Linked DNA regions of Homo sapiens: region 2 is linked to region 1. A link is a loop called in an ENCODE intact Hi-C map of the cell type or tissue named here. Cell type or tissue: endothelial cell of umbilical vein. All regions are shown on one strand. Links, peaks and the distances in the headings refer to the core of each region. The heading gives the core; the rest is flanking DNA. Region 1 has its middle 96 kb from the start of RDX. Region 2 has its middle 97 kb from the start of FDX1.

Region 1 (15,894 bases), core at 3,735-11,734:
TTAAAAGTATTACTTTGAGACAGAGTTTTGCTCTTGTTGCCCAGGCTAGAGTGTAATGACGTGATCTCTGCTCAATGCAACCTCTGCCTCCTGGGTTCAAATGATTCTTCTGCCTCAGCCTCCGGAGTAGCTGTGATTACAGGTGGCCGCCACTACCCCCAGGTAATTTTTGTATTTTTATAGAGAAGGGGTTTCATCATGTTGGCCAGGGTGGTCTTGAACTCCTGGCCTCAAGTGATCCGCCTGACAGCCTCCCAAAGTGTTGGGATTATAGGCGTTAACCTCCACACCTGGCTATTTTTTTAAATTAATAAATGATTGTTAAAGCCCTAGAAATCAAAGAAGAGTCTGTGCTCAAGAAATATTCAAAATCTAGAGGAAAGTTGAAATTGGAGAAGTGAAGATGGATGTGGATAGAAGGCTTTTTAAGCCACCCAATAGGTGTTGAATAAAATAATTCAGGAACTCAGTGAGCAAGTCTTCAGTGATAAGAACTGAACTCAGTCTGGAGAAAATTCGAGGTTGAGGATCAAAGGGAAGAAGGCTCTTGGTGAGTTTTAGCATGTAGAAGAGAGCCAGCGAGGAGGGTGGCCACTGTGAGAGCTGAAAAATGAAGTTATCAGGCAGCATTTGAGACAGGCTTATAGTTTGAGTTAACCTCCCGAATAAATGCCAGAGGAGAACGCTACATTCGTTTTCAGAACTGAATGAGTATTTCATTGAAATGTACCAGTCAATTCTTTGTGCAATTCTTTGTCATTTATTAGAAATTTGAAGAGAGAAAGCGTTAGTAACATTTTTCAGATGCTCTGTGTGGGTTATTTGAATGGCTTTGTAGATAAAAATAGATCTGGGCCGGGCATGGTGGCTCATGCCTGTAACCCCAGCACTTTGGTAGGCCAAGGCGGGAGACCACCTGAGCCCAGGAGTTTGAGACCAGCCTGGGCAATATGGTGCCCCGTCTCTATTAAAAAAAAAAAAAAAATCTGATTCAACTTCCTTATGATTCTTTATTAGATTTTTGCCTGTGTGTAATTAAAATGAAAATTGCGTTTTCAACAGAAAATTACTGTAATTATATTTTGCTTTTAGACTAGTAGATTCTATCAAATTAGAGCAAATAGGGCAAATGATCTTTATGAAAAGGCCCAGATACTAAACATTTTGGACTTTGCAGGCCAGTTGTCTCTGTCCCAGCTATACAACTCTGCTGTTGTAGTGCATAAGCAGCTATATGTAAATAATGAGCATGTTTGTGTTCCCATAAAATTTTATTTATGGACACTTAACTCTGAATTTCATACAATTCATGTGTCACAAAATATTCTTCCTCTGATTTGTTTAAAAAAAAAAGGTAAAAAACATTCTTAAATCACATTCTGTACAAAAACAGATGGGAAGCTGGGTTTGGCCAACGAGCCTCCTGAGTTAAAGGTTTTTAAAAACTAATGTTCTCCTAAGGGCCAGTGCTGTGTCTTTCTGTCTGGATGACTATTAATATTTTGATGTGACCCTAGGGAGGTCTTATTTTGTTATAATGAAGGGATTTCTTAGATACTTGAACAACTTTTGGCAGTGGTTCTCACACTAGCGTGCATCAGAATCACTTGGAGGGCTTGTTAAAACACAGATTGCAGGGTGCCCTCCTCAGGTTTCACATTCAGTAGATCTATGCAGCTGCTCAAGAATGTGCATTTATGGCCAGGTGCGGTGGCTCAGGCCTGTAATCCCAGCATGTTGGAAGGCTGAGGCGGGCGGATCACTTGAGGCCAGGAGTTCGAGACCAGCCTGGCTAACGTGGTGAAACACTGTCTCTACCAAAAATACAAAACTTAGTTGGGCATGGTAGTGCACACCTGTAATCCTGGCTACTAGGGGGGCTGAGGCTTGAGAATTGGCTGAACCTCAGGAGGTGGAGGTTACAGTGAGCTGAGATCATGCCACTGCACTCCAGCCTGGGCAACAGAGCGAGACCATGCCACAAAAAAAATAAAATAAAATAAAATAATTGCGTGTTTTAAAGGTGAGTCTGATGCTGCTGTTTTGGGACCACACTTTGAGAATTGCTCGTTTGGGTCTCACTCCAACCCAATACTGTGGAAATAACACAGTTGCTTCTTTTACTCAGTGTCCTTAGAGTAACTATTGACTTCTACATAGTTTCTTTGAGACCTTTGAAATTCGAATGGCTCAAAGACCAAAGATATTTGGAACAAAATTCATAACTTCCCCATCTATTGTAGTATTTTTCCTTCATTACTTTCTGTTTTTAAACACTTAAAAACTAGAGATTCATTTATAACAGTATTAGAGAATGAAATGCATCTAGTAGAAATATAAATGATGGAATATATGTATATATATTAGATACTCATGTATCAGTTTGAAAAATAGTATGTTGCCAGTAACTGGCACTGCATGTTCCTCTCCATCACGTCATCCGTTTCTTAGCTTTTACTATCTGTGTTTGTATCTACAACAATATAATGTCTAGTTTTGCCCACACATGAACTTTATACAACTAGTTTTTTTTTTGTAATTCGTGATGAAGTTCTCAAAACATAATTTTATTACACACACATGCACATCCATTTTGATGAATATAGCTGTGGTTCATTTTCACTGCTGTATTTATTTTATGAGTGCACTACAATTTATCAGTTCCCCCAATGGTGGACATTTGGATTGTTACCAGTATTTTTTTTTTTTTTTTTTTGAGATGGACTCTCACTCTGTCGTCCAGGCTGGGGTGCAATGGCATGATCTTGGCTCACTGCAACCTCTGCCTCCTGGGTTCAAGCAATTCTCCTGCTGCAGCCTCCCAAGCAGCTGGGATTACGGGGACCCACCACCACACCCAGCTAATTTTTTTTATTTTTAGTAGAGACAGGGTTTCACCATTTTGGCCAGGCTGGTTTTGAACTCCTGACATCAAGTAATCCACCAGTCTTGGTCTCCCAAAGTGCTGGGATTACAGGCATGAGCCACTGCGTCTGGCTATAGGATTGTTACGAGTATTTTTTAAAATCTTTAAACAATATAGCCACAGATATTTTTGTCTTCTATTCATGTTTTCTAGTGAATAAGCACAACAGTATTTCTACAGCAGAGACCTAGGGAGGGGAGTTGTCTGTCATTATGGAATATGCACATCTTCAACTTTACTATGTAACCATCAATTGTTTCCTAAAGTAAGGCTATATCCACATCTTCGCCACACTTCATATCACTAAACTTTTCAATTTCTGCCGATTTGATAGGTTTAAGATGACATTGTGCTTTTATTAATAATTTGCATTTTGTTAATTACTAATATAACATAATTTTTCTTTAAAGGCCTTTCATGTTTCATTTTCTTTGAAATAACTTTTTTTTTGCCTGTTTTTTATTAGATTGTTTATCTTGATCCAGTTAATTCAGATAATTTCTTTCCATTGTGGTTACTAATCTTTTGACATTTAAATGTTTTAGAGAGATTTCCTTCCATGGCTTACCTTGTCTCTTTGGCTTTTTATGGTGGTTTTTTTTTTTTTTTTTTTTTGGATAGGTAAACGTTTTACAATTTCTTGTAGCTTAATTTATAAATTATTCTCCTCATAATTTGTGGGGATTTTTTCTTGTGTGTGTCTTGTTTTAAGAAATTATTCTCTCACTTTATGTCATGAAGATATTTTCCTATATTTTCATCTAAAAGTTTGGTTATTTTTACATTTAAATCTTTAGTCCAGCTATAAATAACTTTTGTGCATGGTATGAAGTATGGATCCAATTTTATTTTATTTTTTTGTCTAGATGACTAGTTGTCTTGATACTTTATTTAACAGTTCATCCTTTTCCTATTGATCCCATTGCCATTTCTTTCATATTTCTTCCTCTGTTCTGTTATACTCTCATCTGTTGCATTGGTCAGTGTTTCTATCCCTGTGTCAATACTATTCTGTCTTAATTACTACAGCCTTTGCTTTTTAACAAGTCTTGATATCTGGTTGAGCTTTCTTAAAAAGTTGCTACACCTTGTTTGTAAAATAGGCTCCTGACTAGTTTTGGTTCTTTGTTCTTCTGCATAAATTCGTGTAACCTGTATGGGAAAAAATACTTTGGGGACTTTTGCTTGGAAATGTATTAACAGATTAATTTGGTAAGAAATTACAGCTGTACGGCCGGGCACGGTAGCTCACGCCTGTAATCCCAGCACTTTGGGAGGCCAAGGCAGGCAGATCACGAGGTCAGGAGATCGAGACCAGCCTGACCAACATGGTAAAGCCCCGTCTCTACTACAAATACAAAAATTAACCGGGCATGGTGGCGTGTGCCTGTAATCGCAGCTACTCGGGAGGCTGAGGCAGGAGAATCGCTTGAACCCGGGAGGCGGAAGTTGCAGTGAGCCGAGTTTGCGCCATTGCACTCCAGCCTGGGCAAGAAGAGTGAAACTCTGTCTCAAAAAAAAAAAAAAAAAAAGGAAAAAAAAAAAAGAAAGAAAAGTAATTACAGCTGTACAATATTAAGCATTCCTAATCATGAATATGCAGTGTCTTTCCACCAAGTCTTCCTTGATGCCATTCAGTAAAGTTGTTTAAATTTTTGCATTAAGATCATGTATTTATTTTGTTAGATTTATTATTAATCATCTTTTTGCTGTCATTTTCAGAGTTACATTTGAAAACTATTTCTGGCTGGTGTAGAGAATGCAGTTGATTTTTTTTTTTTTTTGCTGACCTTAAATTAAGGAACCTTGTTTCATTCTCACCGTTTCTAATAATTTGTGAAGTCTTTTGGGCTTTCTACACAGACTTTCTTCATTTTCTGCAAATAATTATAGTTTTCAGTCTTCTCCATCCATAAAACTTTTATTCTGTTTCTTACTGAGTTGACTGGCTGCAATTTCCAGTCCCATGTGGAACATAAGTGGTGTCTCATTTCTTTTCTTGTTTGAGATGGGGTCTCACTCTGTCACTCAGGCTGGAGTGCAGTGGCGTTATCTTGGCTCACTGCACCCTCCATTTCCCAGGCTCAAGTGATCCTCCCACCTCAGCCCCCTGAATAGCTGGGACTATAGGCACATGGCACCAGCCTAATTTTTAGTATATGACTTTTATCAGATTTATGAAACTTCCTTTTACATACATATACATATTTTTCTAAGAGTTTTTTCTTTTTAAATAAAAAGAGGGTTTTAAATTTATTAAACGCAATTTCTGAGTATATTGAGGTAACCAACCGTGTGTGTGTACTTTAATTTTTTAATTTTTAAAACTTTTTTGTAGATGATGCTACTAAAAATTTTATTTAAAAAATTTATTTTTAATTTTTGTGGGCACATAAGTATATATTTATGGGGGACATGAGATATTTTGATACAAGCATGCAATGTGTAATAATCACATATGGAAAATGGGGTATCCATCCCCTCAAGCTTTTCTCCTTTGTGTTACAAATAATCTAATTATACCCTTTTAGTTATTTTTAAATGTACAATTAAATTATTATTGATTATAGTCACCTTGTGCTGTCAAATACTAGGTCTTATTCATTCTTTCTACTTTTTTTTTTTTTTTTTTTACCCATTAACAATTCTCACCTCCCAACCTCCTGCTTCCCCACTACCCTTCTTACCCTCTGGTAACCATCCTTTTACTCTCTATCTCCATGAGTTTAATTATTTTTATTTTTAGATCCCACAAATCAGTGAGAACATACAATTTTTGTCCTTCTGTGCTTGGCTTATTTAACTTAACATTAGCCATCTCCAGTTCCATCCATGTAGTTGCAAATGACAGGATCTCATTATTCTTTATGGCTGAATAGTACTCCATTGTATGCAAGTACCACATTTTCTTTATCCATTCATCTGTTGATGGACACTTAGGTTGCTTCCAAATCTTGGCTATTGTGAGTAGTGTTGCAGTTAATATGGGAGTGCAGGTATCTTTTTGATATAATGATTTTCTTTTTGGGGGGTATATACACAGTAGTGGGGTTGCTGGATCATATGGTAGCTCCATACTGTTCTCTATAGTGGTTGTACTAATTTACAGTCTCACCAACAGTGTACAAAGGTTCCCTTTTCTTCACATCCTCACCAGCATTTGTTATTACCTGTCTTAATAGGATAAAAGCCATCTTAACTGGGGTAAGATGATTATCTCATTGCAGTTTTGGTTTGCATTTCTCTGATGCTCAATGATGTTGAGCACCTTTTCATATATCTGCTGCCATTTGTATGTCTTTACTTTTAAAAAAAAAACTGTTGGCTGAGTGCAGCAGCTCATGCTTGTAATCCCAGGAGGATTGCTTGAGCCCAGGAGATCAAGACCAGCCTGGGCAACATAGTGAGACCTCATGTCCCACCCTCCCCAACCAAAAAAAAAAAAAAAAAAGAAAGAAAAATTAGCCAGGTGTAGTGAAGCACACATGTGGTCCCAGCTTCTCGAGAGGCTAAGGTGGGAGGATTGCTTGTGCCTGGGATGTTGAGGCTTCAGTAAACCATGATCATGTCACTGCACTCCAGTTTGGAGGACAGAGCAAAACCCTGTCTAAAAGAAAAATGTTAATATACTAAACTAGACAGATTTTTTTTTTTAGATGAAGTCTTGCTCTCTTGCCCAGGCTGGAATGTGAGTGGCATGATCTTGGCTCACTGCAGCCTCTGCCTCCAGGGTTCAAGCGATTCCTGTCTCAGCCTCCAGAGTAGCTGGGACTACAGGTGCAGGCCACCACGCTCGGGTAATTTTTGTATTTTTAGTAGAGATGGCGTTTCCCCATGTTGGCCAGGCTGGTCTCAAACTCCTGACCTCAGGTGATCAACCCCTGGCCTCAGCCTGCCAAAGTGCTGGGATTACAGGTGTGAGCCATGGCCTGTACTAGATAAATAGATTCTTTAAAGTGTTAAACTAGGCCGGGCGCAGTGGCTCATACCTGTAATCCCAGAACTTTGGGAGGCCAAGGCGGGCGGATTACCTAAGTCAGGAGTTTGAGAGCAGCCTAGCCAACATGGGGAAACCTTAACTCTACTGAAAACACACACACACACACACACACACACACACACACACACACACACACACACACAAAATTAGCCGGATGTGGTGGCATGTGTCTGTAATCCCAGCTACCTGGGAAGCTGAGACAGGAATCGCTGGAATCCTGGAGGCAGAGGTTGCAGTGAGCCAAGACGGCGCCATTGCACTCCAGCCTGGGTGACAGAGGGAGACAACATCTTAAAAAATAAGTTCAACTAGGTTTGCGTCCCTTATTATATATTCTAACACATAATTTAATATATATTCTTGCTATAACTTGATATATATTCTAACCCATGGCTTACCGCTTCACAAATCCTGAGCCTCCTGTGTTGTGAATATCCAGCTCATGTGATTTTTATGTATCTCACCCTCACTACCCTTCAGTTGCTGCTGCCTTCAGCTAAAATACTGTCATCTAATCTCATGCCGCCACCTGGTGGCAAAGCTTGGAAATTTCTGACGTCTCTTCACCTTTCTTTCCCTGTTAGGGAAACTCATACATGCAGTTTTCTCCTTCAGTTCTATTCCCTCTCTTGTGCCTTTCATCTATTAACTTTACTCCCAAATCCTCCTTTCTCATGCTCTCCTAAATTTTCTCATTATTTTCATGAAAAATAATTCTCTTCCTTTGCTCTCTCTGCTCCTTTATGAGTCTAAATCTACATAAATAGTACTACTAGTTAATCACAGTGAGAATAATATTACTAGTGACTATGGAAAAACTACAGCTATACATTTTGAAATGACATTTCTTTTTTTTTTTTTTTTTTTTTGAGACGGGAGTTTTGCTCTTCTTGCCCAGGCTGGAGTGTAATGGCCCGATCTTGGCTCACCGTAACCTCCAACTCCCAGGTTCAAGCGATTCTCCTACCTCAGCCTCCTGAGTAGCTGTGATTACAGGCATGCGCCACCATGCGCGGTTAATTTTCTTATTTTTAGTAGAGACAGGATTTCTCTATGTTGGTCAGGCTGGTTTCGAACTCCCGACCTCAGGTGATCTCTGCCTCGGCCTCCCAAAGTGCTGGAATTACTCAGCCTGAAATGGCATGTCATACAATAAAGTGCCAGCCAGACTAACCTTCAAAGTCTTTGAAAATAGTTAGAATTCCCTTTAAAATGTTCTTAAATTTCAGGTACTATTGAACCATCGAATTATTTCTGGCCAGGTTAACATCAAGCTCAAGTATTAAAGAAGAATTATAAAACCATTAATAAATGTCATTGTTTCTATGTTCCTTTATTACAATCTTTGACAAATTTGGAGTTTCTACTGTATTTTACTGCAAAGACTCAGCTTTTCATTATGGGTTAAACTGCCTAGAAACAAAATCACTCTTCATGACGTGGTTTCCATGGGAAACAGCCCACCACAGCTGCCCTTTTGGTTCATAACTCATTCGTAAGATAGAGATTGCTAGTAACTGCATTTCTAATTGTTTTACCCACAAGGTTAGAAAATACTGTAACCAGTATTCTCCCCAGTCAGGGAACTGACTCATGGATACGTTTGGCCAGTTTAGCAGTTTCTTTGTCAAGTTAATTCTGACTTTGTTTTATCTCTAAGGGATATATCGGAGAATGGCAGGTGAGTCAGCTGAGGAAGACAGACCAGAGAGAGTAGGGCTGAAATTGACCTCTTTAATTCCGGCAATGCCAACGTGTCTGCAGAGGAGGTAGTTTTCATGGTTTGTTTGTCTTAACCTATCCAGTCTTTTAGTAGGCAGGTACTGAGAATTTGCTTATTCAAAAACATAGCAACTATTGATTTCAGAGTAGGCACTATAAAGTATTTTGGATCCATTAGTCTGGTTGCTACCTGAAAATAACTTTAACAATGCCTCGGTTAATCAAAAGAGAACTTCACATAAAATATAAAATCTGGTAGAACACATTACTGAATGACATGAAGTTCTGATTTTTATGGCTTTAAGACAAGACCTACTATTCTAAATAATAGGTCTTATTATTGAAAGAGACTAGTTAGCTTGTGTAGAGTTGCTGCACTATTTGAAGTCTAGCATCTATTTAAAAGGAAGGTTTAAAGTTATTCTTATTTCCACATTCTAATCGTGGAGTTTCAAAGGTGGACTGGAAAAAAAAAGAGGTTAAAGATTAGGCAGACAGTTTGACAATAACAGGCCCTACATAATCCAGGCTGACAAGAGCGCCCTGATGTTGCAATGTGCTGAGCAAGTAGTCAGCCTGCCCATTCAGCTTCCTACTGTGTTCTTTTGCTAAATGCTTTCTAATCTCTTAATGTCTCTTTTGAAAGGTGGGGACCCAAACTGTATGCATTGTTCCAGATGCGCTCTTGCCAAAGCAGCATAAAGCAAATGTAACCCTTAGGAAGAAGGCTCCCTCCCTCACTAGGTAAGTACAACTGGCAGCCGTGGCCAGGGCCAGCTCACCTGCCCACTAGACCTGCCACACCTTCCACTGCCAGGATGCTGGTGGGACCTCATAAAATCTGAACCTGTTCATCCACAGGACCTGTGGATTTCAAGTCAAAGGAACTGACCAAGAGCAACCTCTATCTTTACAGCCTCTGATTCCATCCCTTCCAGGTTCTTTCCCAATAGTTTGCATCTCTTGGGCTCTTTGCCAATCAAGAACATCATCCTCCAATTTAATAATTTTGAGGTGAGCTAGAATTTATTAAAATGATGTTTTACCTGTAATCTTGGTGAGCTGATTGGACCTCCTACTTTAGGGGATTCTCTTACCTTTAGAAAGAGCCCTCTCTAGCATTGAGAATGAAAGTATTATGGTGCAAGTTCTCTTATGACACTTCTGTTCTGCTGGGAGGTTTTTCTTCTTTTTAAAAAATCCATATTCAGGCCTGGTGCGGTAGCTCATGCCTATAATCCCAGCACTTTCAGAGGTGGAGGCAGGTGGATCACCTGAGGTCAGGAGTTCGAGACTAGCCTGGCCAACATGGTGAAACCCCGTCTCTACTAAAAATACAAAAAAAATTAGGAGTGGTGGTGCATGCCTGTAGTCCCAGCTACTTCGGAGGCTAAGGCAGAAGAATTGCTTGAATCCAGGAGGCACAGGTTGCAGTGAGCCGAGATGGCACCACTGCACTCCATCCTGGATGACAGCGAGACTCCGTCTCAAAAAAAAAAAAAAAGACGTATTCAGATTTACTTAAAAATGAAGTTTTGTACATGCACATTGAGTAGAACAGTGGCCCCCAACCTTTTTGCACCAAGGACTGGTTTCATGGAAGACAAATTTTCCATGGGCTGGGAGTGGGGTTGGGGGGTGGAGGGGATGGTTTTGGGGTGAAACTGTTCCACCTCAAATCATGAGGCATTAGATTCCCATAAAGGAGCGTGCAACGTGGAACCCTCGCATGCACAATTCACAATAGGGTTCGCTCCTTTGAGAATCTAATGCTGCTGCTGATCTGACAAGAGGCGGCGCTCAGGCCATAATGCTTGTTCACCACTCAGCTTTTGCTATGCCACCCAGTTCCTAACAGGCCACACGCCGGTACTGGTCCTCGGCCCAGGGATTGGGGATTCCTGGAGCAGAAGAATTAAAGAATTGGTTAATAAGCTAGGTTAATATAGTATTATGTACTGACCTGAATTTGGTAATATTTAAAAATCATTTTTCAATATGATTACCATGATAACAGGTTTTTAAATTCTTTTTTTTTTTGGCAGAGACTATTTGACTCATCCCATTTGTGAATAAAACCACAACAATGTTGTTTATGTTGTAAATCTTGAGTTCCCCCAACTTGCTGATTAAGCCTCCCAAAGTTCTCTAAACCTCCTTCTAGCTAAAGGTCAATATATTTGAGATAATATTTAAAGATGTAGAACCAATGTTCTTTATAGAAATATTATGTTTTAGACTTATTTATGTGACAAAAAAATGGTCACATGTGTTCATTTAAGGTGGGGAACTTTTAGAAGCAATTTGCTTCTTTGGCCTTGAATTTGGCCTGCCCTGAAATGAGTTTAAGGTCGTGCAAGATTCTCTCTGATATTTCATGACACTACCAAAACACTTTCATTGTTTCAAAGTCCACTTGAAATGCTACGACACATCCATCATCATTTGCTCTCACTCTCTTTGAAACGGGTCTAGCTGAGAATCCAGCTGGTCTTATTTCTGATATTTGAGCTAAAATCCTGGGTTAAAGCACATTCTTAATGTGCCATAGATTGCCGCAAACAATACTCTTCTTAGCTATTTATCTTTAGCCATTTCTTCCAGTGCAGAAATTCATTCATGTAACTCTTTCCATTTTGTCAACTCGTAAAACTCCCCAAAGTAAAATCTACCTGATCTTTTATGATTTTTCCTCCTTGATTTTCATCTGTTAATGTTCTTTTTAGAGCAAATCCTTTGAGTGAGTTTGACTCTGAGCTATTGTCGTCAGAAGTAGGAAAAGAAAGTTTCTGCATGAAAAGTCAAGATCAAATGACAGAAAGAGATTTTGAATTATCTAGACATGAATTTATGAAGGGATCCACAGAGTTGGTGATTGCCACATCCTCCAGCTTGAGGTGTCACATAGTTGGCACCCTTGGAAGAACTGCTGGGCCTCTCCATAGTTGATTATAAAATTATTGACCCAAGAGAAAGAACAGGGACTCTTGAGTGATGTTCTGGTCCGTCTCCCACTGCCCCCAGGGCTTCTCCACAGCACTGTCATCCTATCTTCCTCGTGACTAGGGGCCTGTAGGATTATGGTGACATTAAGGAATTAAACGTGACATCTAAAGCCATGCACAGGCCAGGCGCTATGGCTCGTGCCTGTAATCCCAGCACATTTGGAGGCTGAGACAGGTGGGTTGAATGAACTCAGGAGTTTGAGACCAGCCTGGGCAACATGGCAAAACCCTGGCTCTCCAAAAAATACAAAAAGTTATCTGAGCATAGTGGCACATGCCTGTGATCCCAGCTACTCGGGAGGCTGAGGTGGGAGAATTGCTTAAGCCCAGGAGGTCGAGGCTGCAGTGAGCCAAGATCACACCCCTGCACTCCAGCCTGGGTGGCAGAGCGCGACCCTGTCTCAAAAATAAAATAAGCCATGAACAAGATAGAACTGACTGGTTTCCACATGAATAGGACCCCTACAGCCTTGGGACCAGACTGTACCCAAATTACTAATCAACCCCAAAGCCTGGCACAGTCTGGTGTATTTAGAGTCATGGGCCTTTTTTCTCAACCTTCAGACCTTTCTCTGAGGCTCTGAGCTGATTTTAGCTGAGGAGGCCAGAGTAAACCCAATCTGCAGGTCCTCCCTCCTGGATTCCTGAGTTGGGAAGGGGCCTGAGGTGGGTCAGACGGAGCTGGTGTAAATAAGGTGAACTCATTCCCTAAGCACACACGCCCTGTGGCTGCTCAACAATTTCTCTTGGGATTCACGTCACTAAGGTGTATGTGACTGTGACATGAAAGAGAGAGTGTTTATACCGTCATCTTATATCCACATCATAATTCTGGATCAGAACATTGCAAAATCTATATGTGAGACTCCTTTTGAGGCCAAAAGTAATTCTAACCAGGCTGAGGTCAGAGTGTAGAGTTTGTGGACGCACCTTTATTTTGATACAATCTGTACATCATTACATTTCCTCACTGGCATTCCATTCCCCTTCATCACTCAACCATCAACTAACCATGACTAAATGTTAACTTACAAAATGTGCAAAGACATTCAGGGTCATGCCTTTTCAACTGAATGTTGATAATACGAGTGTTCAAGTTGAGTTTTCTTCTTTCTTGCCTGACTTTCCTATTCACTTTCTGTGTCTTCATGCAGGCCCCTGGCTACTGACTTATGGGAAGCTTTAGGATAAGGACATACCTGGTGTTCTGAATGTGTATATCCCCCAAAGTCTGCAATCTCAGCTGGAACTGGATGGACCAGTATTCCATTACCCAGGGCCCTGGCTCATGGTTCTCTCCTCTTCTCAGTTTACTGTTGGATTTCCCTTTCTTGCTATTCTCTTTCTCTCCAGACCCCTCTCAATTGCCTTTCCTAAAGACAGACCTTAGCAAGATGGGCCAGGACTTGGGACTTCGCACAGCACCCTGCAGTCCCAAGCCAGCATCTACTGCACCCCATCTTCAGGACTCTATCCCCCAAACATGCTGGAAGGCATCAGCTTATGAGAACCCACTTTTTTCTGCATGACTAGCTTGTAAGGAAGAATCTATGGACAGGATTTCCAAGAATTTCCCACTTTTTCAAAAAATGTATGTGACTTATATTTGGCTTCAATCCAAGAGCAAACTCAGTGGTGAACAGCTCCATTTCTGTGCACATGTTGGTGGAATCTGCAGAAATCGATGCAACATTTCTTTCCTGTCTGGGCTGTTTGTATAATTGTATATAAATGTAGCAATAAATATATTCTAACATCAGCCTGAGCCTTACTGCGCACTTGATTCTGCATCCTGGTGGTAGGCGGTGAATATTGCTTGCCTGCCCCATCTCAGGTTCCCATCTTCTCTGATTTCAGTTACTTCGGACCTGGCCAGTGTTTGGAGAAAGAGGGTTGAGGAGAGTTCAGTGGCAGAGCTGGGATGTGAAGCAGCATTATTAATTCATAAGATGGCACTAGTCCTGGCACTTTGAGGTGTTTTGAATGTCCAAGGACCGAAGCTTAGAGGATTGGGTGACAGTTTGTGACATGAGTCAGCTGCATTAACAGTCACTCTGGCTGGGCACGGTGGCTCACGTCTGTAATCCCAGCACTTTGGGAGGCTGAGGTGGATGGGTCACGAGGTCAAGAGAGCGAGACCATCCTGGCCAACTTGGTGAAACCCCCCTGGGCATGGTGGTGTGTGCCTGTAATCCCAGCTACTCGGGAGGCTGAGGCAGGAGAATCGCTTGAACCCGGGAGGTGGAGGTTGCAGTGAGCTGAGATCGCACCACTGCGCTCCAGCCTGGACGACAAAGCGAGATCCTGTCTCAAACAAAACAAAACAAAACAAAACAAAACAAAAAACAACCAAAAAAGTCACTCTTACAGCCTTCAAGAGCATGTTGTGCTGTGATTATTTGACAGGTATCTGCTGGGCACGAAGTTACCCCTTAAAGATTTTCTGAAAAACCCCACAAAATATGCCAACATGACATAGGATTTTCCATCTGTCACTGATGTTTTTCAAGGATATTAAGTCTAGTTATTTTAGAGACAACCTCCTCCTACAGGGGACACTAGGCAGATACAATATTGTTTGTCTAATATCAAGGAATATTTATTCCCAAAGTGGTCTCTTGTAATTTATGTGAAATCTTTGGTTATCAGGCACTTTTATAACTTAAAGGATAACCACATAGTTGTGGTTTCTTATCAAATTATGGTTTCTCAGTCCTCTCCTTGATTATAAGTGGAAGTTGGCATAAAATCATTCAGTCATAAGACCTGGGAATGCAAGAAACGAAAAGTTGTAATATCCGGCTGGGTGCAGTGACTCACCCCTGTAATCCCAGCACTTTGGGAGGCTGAGGTGGGCGGATCAGTTGAGGTCAGGAGTTCCAGACCAGCCTGGCCAACATGGCAAAACCCCGTCTCTACTAAAAATACATAAATTAGCTGGGTGTGGTGGCAGGTGCCTGTAGTCCCAGCTGCTCGGGAGACCGAGGCAGGAGAATCGCTTGAACCCGGAAGGCGGAGGTTACTGTGTGTCAGGATTGCGCCACTGCACTCCAGCCTATTGTTACCCTATGGCAGGGGCAAACAGCTCTTGCAAGATTACTTTTTGTGTATTAAAAAATACAGCCTGGAAGAGAATTGAGGAAATCATCTGTCAAGCTCTTTAAAACATTGAACAAGTAACTCTGAAGAGTTGTGCCACATCTGTTCTTACTCTCACCTTTTAATAGATATATCAGGGAACCTGAGGCTCCAGGTCAAAAGATAAAGAGGGCACAGCGTGGGCCGCTGCCTTCAACAGCTAATTCCTGTGCAATGCACTGGGCAAAAACCTTTTCTACATATGGGTTTTTCTAGCCAGGACTGGTGATATGAAGGGACGTTATTATAAAATGTATGGGACAAATTACCAATTGCTTCGGTTTATAATGCAGTAAGAGAGAATCCCAATTAGAGATAATGCTGTATAATCAAAAGTTTGGTTAATGAAGCTGTGAAGGATTGAGAGTTTTCAGCCTGTGGGTGTTAAAACCTGGGCATTTGCTGCGGCTCTGCCACTAATTAGTAGTTGGAATTTGGACACATCACTCCAACTCTCAGGGCCTCCGATTCCTCTGCTGTAAAATGAGGTGTTTGGACTAAATGATTTCTAAGGTTCTTTTTGTTCTTAGAGTGTCTTCTTTGGAAGAGGGAAAGGAGTAGCATAATTTTCATGTTAAAGAGGAAGGTCATTAGATGGCAAAAATGTGCAGTTGAGAGGAGAAAATAGTTTATTCTATTTTGTTTTGTAATTTCAAGATTTATTTTAGATGTAGGGTGTACATGTGTAGGTTTGTTACATGAATTTATTGCATGATGCTGAGGTTTGGGGTATGAATGATCCTGTCACCCGGGTAGTGAGCATACTACCCAATGGGTGGTTTTTCAACCCCTGCCCCCAACCCTCTCTCCCGTCTCTAGTGGTCCCCAGTGTCTGTTGTTCCCATCTTAATGTCCACGTGTACTCAATGTTTAGCTCCCACTTATAAGTGAAAATATGTGGTATTTGGTTTTCTGTTCCTATGTTAATTTGCTTAGGATAATGGCCTCCAGCTGCATTCATGTTGCTGTAAAGGACATGATCTCATTCTTTTTTATGGCTGCATAGTATTCCATGGTGTATATGTACCATATTTTCTTTATCCAGTCCACTGTTGATGGGCACCTAGGTTGATTCCGTATCTTTGCTATTGGGCGTACTGCTG
Region 2 (15,894 bases), core at 2,858-10,857, 330 kb before region 1:
ATGAGCAAGTCACAAAGAGCCCCAGAAGACCTGGAGGGCTCTGAGTTACATTGGAGATCTACCTTACATGGAGATTGGATTTTAAAGTCAGTTCATAAGCAAAAAACTCATAGCAGAGACTATTTCCTCCCCAACACTCATTCTCCCCTACTCACACGCTAATAGAACCCCAGGACTCTTCTGGGTAACAGTATGCCCAGTCTCCCTTGAAGCTAGGTGTGGCCAATGCTATATAGGCTGAAGTCATCGTTGGAGCTGCTGGGAAAGCATCTCAAAGGGGTTTACTTGACTGGGAGGGTCACCTTTGTGCTCTTTCCTCCCTTTCTCCTTCTTCCTGCCTAGAATGTGACTCTAAGATGTTACTGTAATTATCTTGGGTCATGGGTGGCCTTGAGTTGGAAAACATGTGCCAATAATAGTGTTGGGAACAGGCCCCCCAGAATCTGGCCATAAACTGGCCCCAAAACTGGCCATAAACAAAATCTCTGCAGCACTGTGACATGTTCATGATGGCCATGACGCCCACGCTGGAAGGTTGTGGGTTTACCTGAATGAAGGCAAGGAACACCTGGCTCACCCAGGGTGGAAAACCGCTTAAAGACATTCTTAAACCACAAACAACAGCATGAGTGATCTGTGCCTTAACGATATGTTCCTGCTGCAGATAACTAGCCAAACCCATCCCTTTATTTCGGCCCATCCCTTTATTTCCCATAAGGAATCGTTTTAGTTAATCTATAATCTATAGAAACAATGCTTATCACTGGCTTGCTGTCAGGAAATGCATGGGTAAATCTCTGTTCGAGGCTCTCAGCTCTGAAGGCTGTGAGACCCCTGATTTCCTACTCCACACTCTATATTTCTCTGTGTGTGTGTTTAATTCCTCTAGCGCTGCTGGATTAGGGTCTCCCTGACCAAGCTGGTCTTGGCAAATAGAAGAAGCAGAAGACAGGCAGAACCTGGATCTTTCACAGCCACAGAGTCACCAACCCGGACCATTTTTTTCTCTGGACATTTTTGTTGGAAAGATATCAAAATCCATCTTAAGTCACTAATTTGAGTTTTATATTATACGCATCTAAAACTAAACTTATATGCTCACAAATGATTAAAAGTACTCTTGAAATTTCCTTAGGAGAGCACCATGTTGAAGACAGTATCTCTCAGTAAGTCCAACAAAGCCAAGGTTTCCTCCACGATTACAACAGATTCATCTCTCCAGTGAGTATGAAATGAAGTAGATTGGTCATTTTAAAACAAAAACCAAAAAAAAAATGTTCAACACCAAAGCAACGAAATACTCATTCTGTGTACGGTTCATAAAAACTGAGACCTATTGAAGAAAGCCTATATTCTAATTTCCCATTCATGTTCACCAGGTCTGTAAGCACTGAGATTGGCAGGGTCAATGGTCCAGACCATTTAAGAGCGAGTGAGTGTGTGTGTGTGCTCCCACGTGCGTTTCTTTCTCTTTTATCCAGAAAATTGTTGAATGTCCAAAATTAAACATGTGCTTGATGAAATGTCGTTGTTTCCATAAGGAAATTGGTTAGTTATTAAATCAATGGATTATTTTTTTTGAAATCCCTAGAGAAATCTCTTCTTAATATCTATTCTATGCAGGTAATTAGTAGTTTTTTCTTTTCAAAATGGCATGCCCCAGTGTTCTCATTCCCAGGTGTTCAGACGGGGGGTCTTGGAGCTGAGCCCCTGGCCAAAGGGTTAGCTGAGAAGGGGCCAAATCTCCCTTTCAGCAACCTTTCCCTTTGGTTGCCTTCCCCAAGTATACATCTTGCTTAAACTCCTTCTGCAATATGCTTAACTATACCAAGAAGATGTGACCTCTTTGAAAAACAATTATTGAATATATAGCAGTCCCTCAGTAGAGTTGGGGAATTCATTTCAGGATCCCCTTGGATACCAAAATCCACACATACTCAAGTCTTGAAGTTGGCCCTGTGGAACCTGCATATATACAAAAAGTTGGTCCTCCCTATCCACGGGTTTCATATCCCAAGAGCACCATACTTTATTAATTTCTTTTGAGACAGGGTCTCGTTTTGTCGCCCAGGCTGGGGTGCGGTAGTGCAATCACAGCTCACCGCAGCCTCAGACTCCTGGGCTCAAGCAATCCTTCTGCCTCAGCCTTTCAAGCAGCTGGGAGCAGCTGGGACTACGGACACATGCCACCACACCTGGCTCATTTTTTTTATTTTTTGTAGAGACGAAGTCTTGCTATCTTGCCCAGCCTGGTCTCAAACTCCTGACCTCAATCCATTTTCCTGTCTTGGCCTCCCAAGGTGCTGGGATTACAGGTGGGAGACACTATGTCCCGCATATTAGTCTGTTCTTGCACTGCTATGAAGAAATACTTGAGACTGGGCAAATTATAAAGAGGTTTAATTGGTTCATGATTCTGTAGGCTGTACAGGAAGCATAACGGAAGTTTCCAATCATGGCAGAAGGCAAAGGGGGAGTGAGGCAGTTTACATGGCCAGAGCAACAAGGAAAAGAGAACGAGAGTGGGAGGTGCCACACACGTTTAAACAACCGGATCTCATGATCACTCACTCACTATCATGAGGACAGCACCAACGGGATGGTGCTAAACTCTTTATGAAGGGTCACCCCAATGATACAATCACCTCCTACCAGGCCCCGCCTCCAATACGGGGATTACGATTCGACATGAGATTCTGTGGGGACACAGATCCAAACCATAACACCCAGCTTTGACTTTCTATTTCTGTATTGCGGGCACTTGGTAAATATTTGCTGGCTGGATGCAGTGGCTTATGTCTGTAATCCTAGTGCTTTGAGAGGCCAAGGTGGGTGGATGGCTTGAACCCAGGAGCTCAAGCCTGGGCAACATGGTGAAACCCTGTCTCTACAAAAAATACAAAAATTAGCCAGGTGTGGTGGTGTGCCTGTAGTCCCAGCTACTTGGGAGTCTGAGATGGGAGGATCGCTTGAGCCTGGAAGGTCCAGGCTGCAGTGAGCCAAAATCATACCACTGCACTCCAGCCTGGGCAACAGAGTGAGGCTTTGTATCAAATATATATATTTGCTGCTGAGGTGAAGAAGCCTTCATCAAGTAGCATCCATTCTACCTGATGATACCAGGTATTCTACTACACAGCTGCTCTCCAGACACGAATTTGAGAGGATTTTACCTGCAGAGCCTGAAAGGGGCCCATGTTGCTTCACTTGGCCTTCCCATTCCTGCCTACCCCATATCTGATCCAGGCTATGTCCCTAAATCATACTCTTCTCTAGTCCCTGTGTTGTGGGACATGCTCCCCACAGTCTTCTCCGCATTTCCCACTTCCCCTCTGGAGAGAGAGGTGCTGTGTCCTTCTCTGGACAGGAGGCATCCGCAGAGCCTGGATGAGTGAGCTCCCTTTCTCAGAGCACTGCGCATCTTGAAGATATTTGTAATTTTACTCACAACTGGAGGATACAATTCATTGCTTTTAAATCAAAGTCTACCAGCTGACAGCGGACTCCAGAGACCATTTGTGCAATACTTAAAAGTAAAAACAAAGTGGAATTATTCCATTCTCACCCTATCTTCCCTCGCACACAAATATACACAGTCACAACTGAGTTGTTGGCTCTTGCTCTCAGACAGAATAAGCCACACCACCTCCTGCTTGTCCCCTGCACCACACCCCTTGATCTCTAAGGAGAGATGGTTCAACTCCTAAATAGGACATAGAAACTTTGTGGATGCAAATCAGGCCCAGGAAGACTGCAAGGTTAAGAGTGAAATGCTGCTGGCTACGCAGAGCTTGAGGGAGAGAGGCAACTGCAGCCAAGGAGAGGGATACACACTTACTCTCCCATGCAATTAATCATCTTTAAGCACAAAGGGATGGCTGCTGGGAAGATTAGGTGAGTCGCAGCAGCTTGCCTAGTCTCTGCTTCCCAGCTGGGGCCACAAGGTCAGGGCAGTCTGGCTAAGTACTCCCCCATGACTGGACCTTGAGGGACAGGGAAAAAGCAGATTGCTAATCGACAGGACAGATTGGAGAATGAGAGTGTCTACCCTGCCCATCCAAGGCTAGCAGGCACTATCCTGGGCAGAGCTGCTCTGTCCTTGACTTTCTGCATGATTTCTGCATGCAGAAGCTGAGTGAATGCTAATGCTCAACCACACTCAAGAGATTGCTTTCGAAACATGATTAGGTTCAATAATAACAAGTGCTGTCATATATTAAAGATTAATTACATGTCCCACACCTTACTAAGTTCTGGGTATATACAATCACAGTTAATCCTCACTGTAGCCCTTTGAGATGATACTTGTCTTATCACATTTTTTTATAGATTAGGAAAGTATGACACAGAAAGACTCAGTGAGCCCAAGGTTACTCAGTTGTTGAATGACGGATGCAGTATATGAACTCAGGCTGGTCTGATTTAGAAGCCACCATATAAAACTACCAACAACTGCCTCTCCCCAGAAACTGAAGGAAGCCTCATGAGATAAAGTTATTTTTGAGCTAAAAACAAGAAAAAATATTTTTTCTTGTAAACAAATAGTAGATTGTGTCTACTTCAGGGAAGATAACTGTAAAAATAAATAGCAGACAAATTTGTGGCTCAACTATAGCAGCAACCAATTATGTCATTTCTACATAGTCTGAGTTTTAGCCCCGTTCCCATTTGCAACTTCTTAGCTTCATAGACCTTTCTAATCCTGTGTATGTGTGCATACGTGCATGCGTGTGTGTCTGCTTGTTTTGTTTCCTTGTGTTTTCTGTAATCCACTGCAAATCTTTTGTGGAATAAGATGAGCAATAGAAACATGGAAAGGACAGGTGGACACACAGATAGACAGCAGATAGATGGATGATTGAACTAACAGATGGATAGATGAGTGGAAGGACAGACATACACAGGTCAACAGATGAAAAGATGGACAGGCAAATGAGCAGATGTGGACAGACAGACATATAGACAAATATAGATAATTGAGTGGACAAACAGGTAGATGAACAGAGCTTCCCAGACCCATGTATGGCCTGACCCTGACTAATACCCATACCAGCTGCCTGGACCCTCTGAGAGAATTACAATTGAACACAAGGTAACACCCCCACCAAAGGGCAGAGAGGCCTGGGAGGTCCTCTGAACTGATACCAAGTCGGTACCTGTCATTGGGAGTTAGCCTTCTCATTCCTGCTCAGCAAGGAGGGAGTAGGAATGACTTAATGTTACTTTTCAAGTCCATTTCCTATGCCAGGACTTGCCTGGCCACCCTGGCTCTTGCCTCCCCTAATTCTCTGTACTCCAAAGGGACCCAATCCTCTCCATATGGATGATGTTACCATATTTGGTGTTTATCTTCTATGCATGGGTTTTTGCACCTTCCCCCACTGGCCAACCCCAGCCAGATCATAAGTTCCCTGAGGGCAAGAAACACAACTCTTACCTCCATTTGTCCAGCACTTATTCAATGCACTACTGATTACATGATGGAAAACTGTCTCATGGAGCACATTATATAGGTGCAAATCACAGGCTTCTGTACTTAGGAAGTTTCTTTAGCCTCTGGGAGACACTGTCACAGAATATGTTCAGTTCTCAATGACATCGTCTGCAAGTAGCAACCACTGTTCATGAAAATATCTCAATGCCATGACAATGGCTTTTTATTTAGTGTTTACTAAGTGCATTATACAATAACAGTTATTAATTATAGAGTGTCTACTACTGATCTAAGTACCTTACATACAATAATTCAATCTTCATAAAAAACTATAAAACCACACTTTATAGGTAAGAAGACTTACAATGAGCAAGGTTAAACAACCTGCTCAAGGCCACACATCAGTAAGAGGCAGAGCTGAGATTCCAATCTCAATCTAATTCTAACTCTATGGTCTTGACCACCAAGCTGTGGGCCACTTTTGATGCTTCCAGTAGAGGGAGCCCTCCTGACCTTCTGGGAAGTCACCAGACATTAAGAGGGAAGATTCTAGCACTAAATGCCCACATCAAAAAGTTAGAAAGATTTCAAATTAACAACCTAACATCACACCTAGAAGAACTAGAAAAACAAGAGCAAACCAACCCCAAAGCTAGCAGAAGAAAAGAAATAACCAAAATCAGAGATGAACTGAATGAAATTGAGATGCAAAAATATACAAAAGATCAACAAAATCAAAAGTTCATTATTTGAAAGAATAAATATGATTGATAGGCCACTAGCTAGACTAACAAAGAAAAAAAGAGAAAGAGATGATCCGAATAAACACAATCAGAAATTACAAAAGGGACATTACCACTGACCCAACAGAAATACAAAAAACCCTTGGGGACTACTACAAACACATCCATGAGCAGACCAATAATGAGTTCCAAAACTGAAGCAGTAATAAAAAGCCTACCAACCAGAAATAGCCCAGGACCAGACAGATTCACAGCCCAATTCCACCAGATTTATAAAGAAGAGCTGCTACCATTCCTACAGAAACCATTCCAACAAACTGAGGAGGAGGTACTCCTTCCTAACTCATTCTATGAGGCCAGCATCATTCTGGTTCCAAAACCTGGCAGAGACACAGTGAAAAAAGAAAACTTCAGGCTAATATCCCTGATGAACATACATGCAAAAATACTCAACATAATACTAGCAAACTGAATCCAGCAGCACATAGAAAGGCTAATCTACCATGATCAAGTAGGCTTTAATTCCTGGGACACAAGTTGGTTCAACATATACGAATAAACAAATGTGATTTATCACATAAACAGAAATAAAAACAGAAACCACATGATCATCTCAACAGAAGCAGAAAAGGCTTTCAATAAATTTAATATCCCTTCATGTTAAAAACCCTCAACAAACTAGGCATTTAGGAAACATAACTCAAAATAATAAGAGCCATCTATGACAAACCCATAGCCAACATCACACTGAATGGGCAAAAGCTGGAAGCACTCCCCTTGAGAACCAGAACAAAACAAGAATGCCCATTGTCACCACTCCTATTCAACATAGTACTGGAAGTCGTGGCCATAGCAATCAGGCAAGATAAAGAAATAAAAGCCATCCAAATAGAAAGAGACAAAGTCAAACTATCTCTGTTTGTAGACAATATGATTCTATACCTAGACTTCAAACTATACTACAAGGCTGCAGTAATCAAAACAATAAGGTACTGGTACTAAAACCAACACATAGACCAATGGAACAAAGTAGAAAGCCCAAAAATAAAGCCACACCTCTACAACCATCTGAACTTCGACAAAATCAACAAAAACAAATAATGGAGAAAGGACTCCCTATACAATAAATGGTGCTGGAATAACTGGCTAGCTATATGCAGAAGATTGAAACTGGATTCCTTCCTTACACCATATACAAAAATCAACTCAAGATGAACCAAAGACTTAAATGTAAAACATAAATATAAAAACTGTGGAAAATACCCTAGGAAATAGCATTCTGGGTATAGGCTACAGAAAAGATTTTGTGACCAAGACTCCAAAAGCAATCGCAACAAAAACAAAAATGGATAAATGGGACCTAATTAAACTAAAGATCTTCTGCACAGTAAAAGAAACTACCAACAGAGTAAACAGACAACCTACAGAATGGGAGAAAATATTTGCAAAGTATGCATCTGAAAAAGGTCTCATATCAAGAATCTATAAGCTTAAATTTACAAGCAAAAAACAACCCCATTAAAGAGTGGGCAAAGAACATAAACAGAGTTTTCAAAAGAAGACAAATATGCAGCCAAAAAGCATATGAAAAAATGCCCACATTACTAATCATCAGAGAAATGCAAATCAAAACCACAATGAGATACCATTTCACACCAGTCAGAGTGGCCATTACTAAAAAGTCAGAAAATAACAGATGCTAGCGAGGTTGCAGAGAAAAGGGAATGCTCATACACTGCTGGTGGAAATGTAAATTAGTTCAGCCATTATGGAAAGCAGTTTGGAGATTTCTCAAAGAACTCAAAACAGAATTACCATTCAACTCAGCAATCCTATTATTGGGTATATACCCAAAGGAATATAAATCATTCTACCATAAAGACACATGCACATGTATGTTCACCGCAGCACTATTCACAGTGAGCAAAGACATGGAGTCAACCTATATGCCCATCAATGGTAGACTGGATAAAGAAAATGTGGTACATATACACCACGGAATACTACACAGCCATTTTTAAAAAATGAGCTCATATCCTTTGTAGCAACATGGATGGAGCTGGAGGCCATTATCCTCAGCAAACTAACAAAGAAACAGAAAACCAAATACTCCACGTTCTCACTTGTAAGTGGGAGCTAAACACTGAGTACACGTAAACACAAAGAAGGGAACAATAGATACCGGGGCCTACTTGAAGGTACAAGGTGGGAGGAGGGTGAGGATTCAACAACTGTCTATCCGGTACTCTGCTTATTACCTGGGTGATGAAATAATCTGTATACCAAACCCCTGTGACATGCAATTTACCTATATAATAAACCTGTACTTATACCCCTAAACCTAAAACAAAAGTGAAAACAAGTCACTAGAGAATTTTAGTGGGTGCCTTCTTCCCAGTTCTAACCACATAACCCCTGTCTCTGATCAGACAAGCACTGCTGGAGGCCAACACAGAAACATAGCTGGCAATGGCTCACAGGGCATTTCCCATCCAGTAATGACCTGTCTGCCTCTACTTAACTCCCAACACCACAGTGGAAAGGGCACCTGAGGGGAAAGTCAAGCCCTTTCCTGAGTTGAAAGCTCACAGCAACCATTCAATGGTTTTGTGACGTTGCACAAGTCACTTAACTTCAGCGAGCCTCAGATTCCTCATCTGCAAGTGGGAATAGTAGCATCCACCTGGGATACAACACAGTGATGTTGTGAGAGTGAAATCAAAAACAGAGAGTGGAAGATGCCTTGTAAAGAAGGGGGCTCTGTGTGCCTCTGCCAAAGCTGTTGGCAGCATCTCTGCATTGAGGCCCATTAGAAAGCATGATCTAATTGGGTGATTCAGACAGGCTTCCCAAATGCATTACAGATCATTGTTAGGAAATGCTAAGTGGTGTCTGAGAGTTCAACCAGCCCTAAAGGTTACTCTGAAAGCCTGTGAGTAAACCGCAGTTATATCACTTTGGGCTCCTGGCCACCTGGCTGTGTTGCTAGAAGTGCTTCAGGCTTGCTCTGTTCAGACTTGGTTTGACCACAAGCATATTAAATATTAAATCATGCAGAGGCAATGGCAAGGAAAATAGCTATGTCAGGTGTTAGTTACTCTGCCTTTCGTTGCTATTCATAACAGTTTCCTACGCATTTAGAATGCTCCAACTTCAAGCCTCAGGCTTAAAAGAAATGATATCAAGCCTAAAGGAACTTTGTCCTAATTTCACTGGAAATTGAAAGTAGGCCCCCAGACATTGACGCTGTGTTTCTTCATGCTCTTGACAAGGGAAGGGCTCCAGGACAGATGCAGGCCCTCTGCTCCTGGGAGAGAGGCCGCTGCCGGGATTCAGCCCCTAAGACTTCCTTCCCCATTCACAACAATGATCCCTGGTTCTTCCTCCACTCTTCAGGCCCTCACCTCTACAGCGCTGACCCTACTTCACCTAGAGCAGCACTTCATTTTTATTTATTTGTTCCTGAGACAGAGTCTCACTCTGTCACCCAGGTTGGAGTGCAGGGGCACAATCATGACTCACTGCAGCCTCAAATTCCTGGATTCAAGCAGCCCTCCTGCCTCAGCCTCCTGATTAGCTGGCACTACAAGTATGTGCCATCATGCCTGGCTAATGTTTTAAATTTTGTATGGAGATGGGGTCTCCCTATGTTGCCCAGGCTGGTCTCGAATTCCTGGGCTCAAGGGATCCTCCTGCCTTGGCCTCCCAAAGTGCTGGGATTACAAGCGTGAGTGAGCCATCACACCCAATCTACAGCAGTAATTTAATGAAGGAATGAAACAGCCTCACCAATAGAGGGACAAAGTGATAGGAGCCTTCTCCTGGCCTGCAAAAGCAGTACCCAATACCCGCTTTGGGGTAATCCTGCCCAAAGGGTTTCATCAACATTTAATCATGAGGAAGCAACCAGATAAATCTAGGATGTGGGACATTCTAAGAGACCATTGGCTTGGACTCTTCAAACATATCAATGTTAATTTCTTAAAAGGCAGGAGATGTATAGATTAAAGGAGACTAAAGAGACAATTACATGCAATGTGTGGGTGAGCCTTGATTGAATTTAGGCCCCCCCCAAAAAACAGCTCTTCGAATTCTTGGGGAACATTGGAGAAGTTTGAATATAAACTGCATAACAGATGATATTATTGAATGAAGGTTAGTTATCCTGGGCAGGGTAACGGTCATGTAGTTATGTTGGAGAATATCCTTATTCTTAAAAGATGCATTCAGGGGGAAGAGACATAGTGTCTGCAACGTTCACACATACAAACAGCTGATACTCATCACTGACATTCTATATTTGCAGATTTGCCTGCTTGCTAAAATGTATTTCAGAATTATAGCCCCCTGAATCAATATTCATAGGGCTTTGACGGTTACTTGCAGACATACAGAGTGATGAAAACTTTGAGTCATCCGATACAAACATTCTCAGATGAGGTCAAGGAAGGTTGATCAACACTCTGTCTTCTTGTTTCACACTGTAAACAAGTGTCCTTTCTGTGGTCTATTTAGTGGCACATTTTTTGCATTTTTATTTTTGTTGGTGATTTCACTACTTAAGATTGCCCCACGCACAAGGCTGAAGTGCTGTCTAGTGTTCCCATGAGCAAGAGGGCTGTGATGAACCTCATGGAGAAAACACGTGTTAGAGAAGCTTCGTTCAGACATGAGTCATAGCACTAACGGCCATATGCTCAGTGTTACTGAATCAACAATATATAATACATAAAGTGTCTTCAAACAGAAACACACACAAAACAAGCTTAATGAAAATGCCAGCAGAGGTTCTTAGCAATCTAGCCCTGTATCTCCCTTAGGAACAATGGTTCCATATTCTCTAATTCAGTGTTCACTATGACTCTCTAGAGTATAACTATACGTGAATAATGGGAATCAGTTGTGTGTGTGTACACATGTACACACATATGTACATGTCCATATATGTGTGTATTATATTCATGTACATAGTACAAATGTGGCAAGTGATGAATCTAGATAAAGGGCATATGGATGTTCACTGTTCTTTAATCTTTCTGTGAATTTAATTTTTTCAAAAAAATGTTGGTAAACACACACACATGCACAAACTTGATCTGTTAAGGGGTTGTAAGATCAATTTAGATGGTCTGACCTGCATTTTTTCAATAAAAGAGACTAGAATTGAATAGAACGTATCAGTGCTTCACATGTAATAAAATTAAGTACTTTTTATGAAACTTGTTTTCAGACAGCATGTAGATGTGTATTTATTTGCTGGATTGTGAAGTACAATGTTTTCCTTATTATGATTTATGGTTCAAAGAAATTTGAAAGTCACGAGCCTACAGGACCAAAGACATCCATCTGCCAGGTACCCTCTGTCATCTGCTCTTCTCTACAAGGTGTCTCTGCTCCAGGTCCTCCCAGCATGCATGTCCAGAGCCAGTTCTCTTCCCAGGCTGGCCCCATCGTGGGCTGTGGCTCCTCCCTCTCTGCTCTCACCCCGTCCATTATCCTCTGCTTCTCCATCACCCACCCCTTTCCACAGCTCCTTTCAGGCACCTATAGTCATGCTGTAGTCTCATGCTATCACTCCTGGGGCCAAGAGACCCTTTGCTATAGGGCTCCACTAACCTATTACTCAGCCATCATCAAGCCCTTGTGCTTATCTCTGATCAGTGCAACATGGAGACAGATATGGAGTCTATGAGAACAGAAAGGAGAGGAAATCAAGGAAAGCTTCCAGAGGGAGGTGCTATTTCTGGTGTCCGGAGTCTCCTTTACTAAATAACTAACAGAGTCCTGTATGAAAAATAAAAATGTGGAGTCATGTTAACGCCAAGAAAAGTGTCAGCCAGGCCAGGTGGCTCACGCCTGTAATCCCAGAACTTTGGGAGGCCAAGGTGGGTGGATCACCTGAGGTCAGCAGTTCAAGACCAGCCTGGCCAACATGGTAAAACCCCATCTCTACTAAAAATACAAAAATCAGCCTGGTGTGGTGGCATGCGGCTGTAACCCCAGGTACTCAGGAGGCTGAGGCAGGAGAATCAGCTTGAACCTGGGAGGCAGAAGTTGCAGTGAGCCAAGATTGTGCCACTGCACTCCAGCCTGAGCGACCAAGCGAGACTCCTTCTTAAAAAAAAACAGAAAAGAAAAGACAGGAGTCAGCATGGTAAAGGAGTGCAAAGACAAGAGATTCAAGGCAAAGGGAACAGCTAGCATAGAAGAGGGAAGTAGCAGCAAGAAGGGAATTGGGGGCAGGGGTGTCAGAAGTGGGATAACCCAATAAGTTAGGTTCCCTTCCTGGTGTCTCAGAGACCAAAAAGAATACTGTAGCTTCTTCAAGTTACAGGAAGCCACCAGTGAGTAGGACGGAAACCACACACTGATCTATTAACAGGCACTCAAGACTCAGGAAATAGAAGGTGTCTTGCTAATTGGGAAAATATTTCCTCATTTCAGCTTAATATGGTACTAGACAGCTCCGTGTAAAGTGTCTGTTCTTGAGATAGGTGTTTGCATTTCTCTTAGGCTCAAAAAAAAAAGTCAGCTAAAATAATGAATGTGAAGGACACATCTTGGAACACCAGACCCCCTTCTCCACCCTCAGCTCACGTCTGTCCCCAAAGCCTTCCGACCCCCAGCAGATGCCAGGATGTTCTTCTGGCCTGAATGTCTCAGGCTGGGGGAGGGAGACAGGAGGAGAGGAGGGAAGGGAGGTACTCCCTGTAGGAAAGAGGGTGATTCCAGGAGGAGGTAGAAGGAAGCACAGGGGCAGGGGGCAGGTGAGGACCTGGGATGGCCCCAGAGAAGTCCTAATTCCTCCTGTGCTTTCCCTGGGACCGAGGGAAGTCTAGGGTATAAAATGGAGAAAGATTGTAAATGAGGAGGGAAGGAATTGCGGACTCAGAGGGAGATATGACCTCTTGAGTAGCTCTGTAGCTTAGGGGAGGATGCCCTTGAAGGGATTCCATCCCGCTTAGCCCTGAAGCTTAGAGAAAATCTCTGAGCATAAGCTCAAAAGCATAAATTCTGAGGCAGGACTTGGGGCAAAGTGAGGCAAATGAGGCAGACAAGGCCAAGGCACAGAAGGGGATGTGTACCTACAAGGAGCCAGGACCTTATTCTGCAGGACGATGCTCTTGATCTTGGCTGGTCTGCTGAATTGCGAAGTAAGGTCTTTTAAAATATGCCATCCAGGCCCTGTCCACACTTGCCAAATTAGAATCTACAGGTACTCAATGACCTGACATATTTTATCTCTACTGTTAGGTTATGGCTCACTGAGGGAAGATCAGTGGGTTGTAAGAAATAGCTCGTTCAAGTAGAAAGGCTATCGGCCAGGCCCCATAGCACAAGATTGGCAGGGGAGCCCCATGAGGACAGCGGTGCTTTCCTTTGCCCACTCCAGGCCACATGATCCTGCCTTGGCTTCTTTCTGTGGGTTTGCTCCCCTGTCCATCTTCAATGCAGATTTCCCTAAATCTTACTGCTTATCTTCAGCTTGCACACAGCTATTGCTCCATATAACATTTTAATTCAAGAGCTCACTGCCATCCAGCCATGGTTCCTGAGTCTCTTGGTAGGAAGTATTTAGAGAGAACCATTGGTTTCTGTCCAGCTGATGGACTAGCTATCCTGGGTCAAATCACTTAGGAATTGGAAATGGAGTAAGAACCAGATTCTTATAGAATGTAAGTGCCCACATAAGCCCACCCACTTCAGCGGAGGTAATCAGAGCTGAGAAGACAACATAAACCACTCTCATTACAGCCCTGCACAGACAGTATTCTATAAAAGCAGCAGAAAGTTGTAGCTTAGAAAAATTCGGCCTTCTTAGAAAAATATACTGTCTTCACAAATTACTGAAATCATGAAGAAGAGTATAAATTGTGCTCTGAAGGTGGTTAGATGAAGTCAAACAGAAAGCTACTGAAAGCACAGAAAAAATGAGTTGGTTGCACAATGAAAGGCAAGCTGAGCTCCACGTTCAATTGCTCACTAACTGGCCGTGTGACCTTGGGCAGGTCCTTCTCCCTCTCTGGGCCTTCCTTTCCCTTGTCTGTAAAACAAGAAGACTGAATGATAAGACCTCTTCTTGCTCCAATATGTAATGTGTTTGAAAATGGTCTGTGCTCTTTGCTAACTGCAACTGATGGGCAATCTTGTATAAATGAATTTCACAATCCAAGGGGTAACTAGAAACAAGTTACCCATGAGATGAGAAGGCTGGCCCATGTAAGAGTTTGTTACATTTGTCCTCTGAGTCCACACAGACTTATTCGCATGGACTCTATTTGCTAAGGGCCTGTCTCCTTATGCTATCTGCCTTTGTCCTGTCCATTCTAGTGTTTTCTCACAATGCAACCTGGGAAAACTCAGTGCCTAGTTGCTCCCAGGCAAGGATGAAACAAATGGGACCCTGCAGACTGAGGTTCCCTGCAAGGAGAAAATACTTGGTATTTGTGGATCCAAAATAGCTATCAGTGGTTTTCTTGAGTGAATTCCAAAACATCTAAGTATATGGTACATGAGATGCCAATGTATTCCAGATCAATTAAGGTCCTTTGGCCTCTCAATGAGAACCTTCTTGCATTTAACATTCATTTTTTGAAAACCTGCACTAATTCTGAGCACCCCACTAATCCCTGTGCCTGCCATCTCTCTGCAAAGAAATCTCTGCCCTCCTTGCTGGTTCTCTTTTGTCCCATTGGTCATCGACCACCTACCATTTATAATTTCTTAAGTTGAAGTCTCAAGCTGGTGTCCTATGGGAACAAATCCAGCAATCGTGTTTGGTCTGCACAGCATTGGCCAGCATTGTGGTACTGCCATTGTTGTTGTAAAATCTTGAATTAGGCATGGCTTTTAAAACTTAGGAGATTCCACATGTTCTGGTTTTCTATTGCTGCATAACAAACCACCCAAACTTAGTGGCATAAAACACAACCGCTTCTCATGCTCATGCAGGTCAGGAATTTGGACAGGGTACAGCATGAGTTGCTTGTCTCTGCTCCCTGACATCTGGGAGCTCAGCAGGGAGGACCCAAACAGCTGGAGTAGTTTAAAGAGCTGAAGGTGCTGCTCAGAGCAGTGCTATCACTGGTATTCCCAGGATTCGTCTAAATGAGCCCCAGTTTCTTTAAAATGTAACTGTTAAAACATGAACCAGATGGCATTTATTCACTTTAAGAAAAGAGCCAAAATTGTATTTCCTTTTCTGTTGTTGTTGTTTTGTTTAGAGTTGGGGTCTCACTCTGTCACTCAGGCTGGAGTGCAGTGGTATGATCCTGGCTCACTGCAACCTTGACCTCCAGGCTCAAGCAATCCTAACACCTCAGCATCCCAAGTAGCTGGGACTACAGACATGTGCCACTGTGCCTGGCTAATTTTTTTAATTTTTTTTTAAAGTAGCAATAGGGTCTTGCTATGTTGCCTAGGCTGGTCTCAAACCCCTGAACTCAAGTCATCCTCGCACCACAGCCTCCCAAAATTTTGGGACTACAGGTGTGATTCACCACACCCAGCCCTAAATTATATTTCTTAAATGAGAGAGTACAATAACAGCAAACATAAAGACTTCTCTTCACCATCCTCAAAAGGAGGCACTGCTGAAAACCTCTCCTTTCAGGGCCCCTTATTGGCATATTGGGTGTTACATTTTTGCCTAGGAAGTATCCCCACAATGAATCTAAGCTCCTTGCCCACACACACTGAAGAGGAAGACTTCCAGAC

What was found. Hi-C counts contacts between places; a loop is a spot of excess contacts. Peaks named below come from ENCODE experiments on the same cell type or tissue, not always from the same donor. Only the 100,000 strongest peaks of a DNase experiment are listed, where the experiment ranks them.
Region 2: a loop joins it to region 1, with 7 times the contacts of the local background. A loop is called at or near these places in 2 of 110 quality-filtered maps.

What each region holds. Positions count from the first base shown.
Region 1 is chr11:110,193,079-110,208,972 of GRCh38, reverse strand. It overlaps a transcript of RDX not described here. Among named protein-coding and RNA genes, the nearest start is that of RDX, 96 kb to the left of the region's middle. RefSeq lists a silencer at 8,415-8,709. In endothelial cell of umbilical vein, for the core only: a CTCF peak has its summit at 7,470 (motif pointing left); a DNase peak (open chromatin) is centred at 7,442; H3K27ac peaks cover 810 bases.
Region 2 is chr11:110,519,272-110,535,165 of GRCh38, reverse strand. No RefSeq gene overlaps it. Among named protein-coding and RNA genes, the nearest start is that of FDX1, 97 kb to the right of the region's middle. In endothelial cell of umbilical vein, for the core only: a CTCF peak has its summit at 5,915 (motif pointing right); no DNase peak of the experiment used is centred there; H3K27me3 peaks cover 161 bases.